Regions from separate parts of the Homo sapiens genome. Here region 2 is linked to region 1. Evidence: chromatin loops called from intact Hi-C (ENCODE). Cell type or tissue: heart left ventricle. All regions are shown on one strand. Links, peaks and the distances in the headings refer to the core of each region. The heading gives the core; the rest is flanking DNA. Region 1 overlaps RORA (RAR related orphan receptor A). Region 2 overlaps RORA (RAR related orphan receptor A).

Region 1 (2,918 bases), core at 162-2,661:
GTATAAAGATGAAATACAGCAAAGGCTTGGAAACAGAAAGACCCTTAAAACTTGACGTCTTCTCCAGACTCCCCCATGTTATAAGAGATGTTAAATCTGAGGTGAAAAGAGGTTAATAAATTTGTCAAAGTCACACTTTTATAACTTAGTACTGGCCCATATCAAGGATTTGCTTTTTCAAAGGATTTTCCAGGTTGCAAAATATGGCCAGTGCAGATTCAGCCCAATACCATCTATCTTTTGTAATGAATGGTGAGAAGGATGTTCATCTTGAAGAACCTGGGTACTGCCAGAGCCTCCAGTTCCTTCTAAATCAGCCAAACAATAGTTTGATCAACATATTTTCAAGGTAGAGTATAATTTATCCTTTTCCAAGCTTCAGAAAACCAAACAACCCTGCATGGTACATGTAGTAAATCTGAAACAGAATATTTAATTAAGGTAGCACACGGCACATGGTAGGTACTTAGTAAATGTTCGCAGGATGAAAAAAGAATGACCAAAACCAAGTATTTTGACCAAGTGAGAATAGATTATATCCTCTGAACCATTAAGTTTTGACACCTCTTAGGGAAATAAAAATAGCCCTTTTGGCATAAATGTAGGCAACATCATGAATATTGAAAGGAACTTTCAATCCAGAGACCTCTGTGTTGGGCATGACACCCAACTAGCTGTGTGATGGTAGGGAGGTAGGTTAACTCTTCTGAGTTTCAGCTAAACATAAAATGTTAAAAAATACCTTTTAAAGTTAATGGGTTATTTGTGTAAACTAAGTGATATAGTGAATATGAAACTACATTTATAAAGTTTAAAATACTGGACTCAGCTAGGTATTTGCACTACACAGATACAATATATTTGATCCTCACAGCCGTTTGTACCCAGCTTACTTACCCCATTGTTCTCCAGGAGCCAAGATTTAAGGGACAGCCCTCCTCACCATGTGCTGGCACAACGAAAGGCACTGGGCACACACAGATAAGACAAAGAAAAAAATCTTTGCGATTGATTTTAAGCAGCTCTCTCCCATTAGTGTATATGTTTTAAAGGAATCTGATTCTCTTTACATCTAGCTGAGTGACTGGCCCTAGTTTCGTGACTGCCACACAGTAGGCTGTTATTAAATGACTGTTAAATAAATCGATAAATAAATGTGTTCATGGTGGAAGGAATGAAAACAAACCCAGCATTGGGATAATCGCCCCATCCCTCAGACCCAGATTAGTAAAATTCCATAATATGCAAAGCTGAAGAGAGCAACAGAGTCGGGCCTCTGAGGTATGTGTATGTTCCTCAGCTGGAGCCAAATCCCAGACCCTGGAGAGCATGGAAAGCCACAGTTCAATTCATGAGAGGACGTGCCAAAGCCCAACCCCAGCTGCACACTGACTTGTCGGAAAACTTACCAAATTCCCTTTCAGAAGGGTTTGCTGTGACCACTATCCCAAATGGAGTGTTGGTCACATGTCAGACTTGGACGCCAAGTCCTTGTCCACAGAGTGTGGGATGAGCAATTCCATCCTGACAGATGTGATCCCTGGAGTGCTCGAAGTGACAGTGTGGAGTTTTCCACTCCTCCAGACAGCGGGCAAATATGTGCTGATCTGACTTGGCTTAAACGAAGACCTGACAGCCTTCTCCTCTCTGGAAGTGTCATCTCAACTGGAGATCAGCCAGGATGTCTTTGCAAGTTGTGGGTTCTCAACTTTCTAGAACTGGCGGGGGCTGGGAAATCTGCAGCATTAATTGGATATGAACTTTTCATTCCTCCTCCAAGCTGGCTAATGTTGGTCAAAGGCATATGATGTTTAACCTATTTTATGTCTAAATGGCTACATAGCTCATTACTTCCTAGGTGGCTGCCAACCTTTGCCTTTATTGAATAAACAATTTTTGAGCACTTGCTATATGCCACCCACTCTTCTAGATTCTTTACAAGTGTCCACTTATTTACTGCTCATCCGCTCCCCCGAGGTAAGTACTATTATTTCCCTCAGTTCGCAGATGTGGTAATAGAGACCCAAAGAGGCTCAGAAACTGTTCCTGGTCTGGATTGTTGCGGGAGCTGTCGTGTCAGCTGAAACAATATTTGATGAAAGACTGTGCACTTTGGAGAATAAAATGGCTCTGTTCCTCTTCAGGAGTGAGTCATTCTGAAGCACGTTCTATGGCATTTAAAGGATGAAGGCAAGGATGAAGTGGGGAGGTCCGCAAGGAAAAGTACATTGGGAATATTGCATTCACATCTGCACCTTTAACCAAGGACAGAGGATATCAAGGGAAGTACACATTCATGATGTGGTAGGATCTTTTCTCAGATTCAATCTTAGTCATTTTACGACTAGACCTCAATAAATCGCAAGCATGGTGTAACATATATAAATATACAGCTAGACATAGGTAGATATAAATAGATAGACATAACTAGACAAATCAGACTCTGATTTAAGAACAACTTCCTACCCTTTGTTAACTGGAAAATAATCAGCTCTCATAGATCCTCCTACACAGAATGAAAGGGGGTTACTTAGCCTATATCAAGAGTCCCATTTATCAGCCTTTTTGAAGGAAATGCCACACCCCTTCGAGACACATCTCTCCCTATAAAGAAGCAGCTTTGCCTTTCCTATTTACCCATCTACCCTTGCTGAACATCATTAAAACATTAAGCCATCATTTAACCTGAGAGATAAAATTTAACCCTGAAAATGTACTTCCAATTTTTTTTACTTACCAGCTTGTCACCCACAGCTAATCCCTTTCTTCCATCAGAAACCCTTGTCAAAAACTGATGGTTATTGCATGCTAATTTCACCACAAATACCTGATCTGAATTCTAAGTAATTAGCAAATCAGGTAACCTGTGAGATGCTGATCTTTTTTTATAACTACAAAAAAGCTTGTCACGGAGGATA
Region 2 (2,918 bases), core at 224-2,723, 76 kb before region 1:
AATAAACGAGGAAAGAATTCAGGTCGGCCCAATCATTAGTAACAGTATCTTCTTGCTCTCCTGGGAGCTGTTTCAGATTTTGGCTTCATCCTCACCCCTACATAAAGAGACAAGGATGGGATTGCAGCTTCTAGAATTACAACCATTTTGTCAACTTGTCATTTGACTCACTGTCTGGCCGGTGCCTCTCCCTCTGGGTCCAGAGACATTTTGCACAGGAAGAAAGCAATAAAGTGAAGTCACAGGGCCGACGAATTCTCCAATCTTCAAAGTACCTCGTTCTGCCCCACAGTACATACATATTTCTGGTAAGCGCCATGGAGAGCCTCACATCTGTTACCTCCTGCACCGCTGGGAATCAAAGCATTTATCCCCATGAGATGTTTTCTAAAGGCCTGAGGGCACTGGGCCATTTTATCCTCCCTCCCTTGGAGAGAGCTTCTCTGACTACATGAAAATACCTGAAAAGGCTAACTTTGTCTGTTCCTTATTGCCTTAAAAATAAGAGTACTCTTAACCTTTAGGGATTTATATTTGGAAGAGGGAAATGAACTAGATACAGCTTATAAAAAGGCAGGAAAGTGAGTCATTTTTTAAATTGTTTACAAGCTTGGGACCAAAAAATATACATATTTGCAGATCTTTGAATATACACTGGTCTTATTTCCCCGTGTATATTATTCCTTTTCTCTACTATCTTTATGCTTTTCAAAGAAAACTAAGTGGGGCCAGGCATGGTGGCTCACACCTGTAATCCCAGCACTTTGGGAGGCCGACGTGGGTGGATCACGGGGTCAGGAGATCGAGACCATCCTGGCTAACATGGTGAAACCCCATCTCTACTAAAAATTCAAAAAAATTAGCCGGGTGTGGTGGCGGGCGCCTGTAGTCCCAGCTACTGGGGAGAGTGAGGCAGAAGGATGGCGTGAACCTGGGAGGCAGAGCTTGCAGTGAGCCGAGATCACGCCACCGCACTCCAGCCTAGGCAACAGAGCAAGACTCTGTCTCAAAAAAAAAAAAAAAAGAAAGAAAGAAAGCTAAGTGGAACCTATACAGCAAGTGCTAGACACCTAGTTGATTATTCGAATAACTAGGATTTACAACCATTAATTAGTAAAAATTAGCCCTGGGAAATAATAATAACTAGAATTCTAGAAAGCTGGGAAACAGCCCATATTTAGGGTTTCGGCTTTACTACTTACTAATCATTTCCAAAACATGGGGATACTACACAGTCACCTCACAGGTTTACTGTGACAATCATATGTAAAAATAATTTTGTAAAGTGCTGTACTTCTTAGTAGTGACAGGTCTTTCTACAGTTGCCCCTTAAATGACATAGGTTTGACTGCCGAGGTCCACTTACACACGGCAGTCAACCAAACGCAGATCAAAAATACGGTATTTGGCCGGGCGCAGTGGCTCACACCTGTAATCCCAGCACTCTGGGAGGCCGCGGCGGGCGAATCACCTGAGGTCAGGAGTTGGAGATCAGCCTGGCCAACATGGTGAAGCCCCGTCTCTACTAACAATACAAAAATTAGCTGGGCATGGTGGTGGGCACATGTAATCCCAGTGACTCAGGAGGCTGAGGCAGGAGAATTGCTTGAACCTGGGAGTTGGAGATTGCAGTGAGCTGAGATCACACCATTGCACTCTAGCCTGGGTGACAAGAGCAAAACTCCATCTCAAACAAACAAACAAAAAAACCACATACACAATAATACAGTATTTGCAGGATGCAAAACCTGCCCCTACAGAGGAGTGACATTTTGTAAACGTGGGTTCTGCAGCACCAACTTCATCACTTGAGTATGTGTGGACAGGCAGTCGAAGCAATCCCCATGAACACCGAAAGATGGCTGCAGTTCTTCATTGGGACTGAAGGAGAAAGGCCAATGGGGTTGCTCTTTCACAGAAAGAGTTATATCAACATGTTTTTTTAGATGCTAAATCATGTTTATAATTAAATTGGTTATTTCTTTAGATTTCTTTTCTCTAGGACATTCTAGGATTCTAAGAGAAGAGATAAAATACGAATAATTGATTTGATCTGTTTAATACTGAGAAAGAATTGGAGAGTGTTGTCCTCAGTAGAAGCTTAGAAAGCTTCTAAAGAAGGAGAGGCTGGATGAATTCCCCAAGATGACATACTAAAAAATAGAACCAGGCTGGGATGGAAGGGCTCCTGACTCCTCCTTCAGTGCTCTATGCTAAACAAAACCTTCCTTTTCGCCTTTCCACATGAAGCCCACATCTGAGACCACAAAAGCGTCCCTCTCAAAAAGGTGTGGAATTGTTGTGAAAGCTGTGCCTGGAGGACAAGGGCTGCGCCTGACTGTTCACTGCAGGATTCTTTCTCTTGTGCCTCCACAGTAGGCAAGCAGGACTGATGTTCCGTTGTCCCGAGGCTGACACGGCTTCCCTCTCCCAGCCTGAAAGCATCCAAATGGGTCACACTGGCTTCACTAATAGTGACCATGTTATTAAAATTCCAGGCAGAATCCAAAGTGCAAGATTAAGATTACAAAACGCCTAGTTCCGGTAGGGATCAGAGAAAAGAGGAGACCCATTCCTTTAGATGATCTGGGCCAAGAGGTAGCAGTTCCTTCATACAAAGCCATCTATACCTATGGACTTTTTGGAATGGGGTAATTAATTCCTTAGTCCCTCTGAATCTGAGGCTGAAATCTCTCCATGTTCAGAAGCCTAACATATTTCACAAAATCCTCTGGTGCAGGAAAAGCCCAATTTAAACAGACCCAAATAACCCCAGAATACACTGTTGCCGACTCCACATCTGTTGCTGTGTTTGTTCATCTGGAAAGGATTCTGTAGTTCTCAGGCACTAAAGGGGAAAATTAGGAAAGGGAAAAAAAAGCCCCCTCAGCTCACACTTCCACCCACTTCTCCAAGCA

What was found. A loop is a pair of places that touch in the nucleus more often than their neighbours do. Peaks named below come from ENCODE experiments on the same cell type or tissue, not always from the same donor. Only the 100,000 strongest peaks of a DNase experiment are listed, where the experiment ranks them.
Region 2: a loop joins it to region 1, with 4 times the contacts of the local background. A loop is called at or near these places in 1 of 110 quality-filtered maps.

What each region holds. Positions count from the first base shown.
Region 1 is chr15:61,156,661-61,159,578 of GRCh38, forward strand. All of the region lies in intron 1 of RORA (RAR related orphan receptor A), which reads right to left. Among named protein-coding and RNA genes, the nearest start is that of RORA, 71 kb to the right of the region's middle. In heart left ventricle, for the core only: no CTCF peak of the experiment used is centred there; a DNase peak (open chromatin) is centred at 1,431; H3K27ac peaks cover 1,207 bases.
Region 2 is chr15:61,080,800-61,083,717 of GRCh38, forward strand. The region is part of intron 1 of RORA (RAR related orphan receptor A); the gene reads right to left. All of the region lies in intron 1 of LOC107984805 (a long non-coding RNA gene), which reads right to left. Among named protein-coding and RNA genes, the nearest start is that of RORA, 150 kb to the right of the region's middle. In heart left ventricle, for the core only: no CTCF peak of the experiment used is centred there; no DNase peak of the experiment used is centred there; H3K27ac peaks cover 587 bases.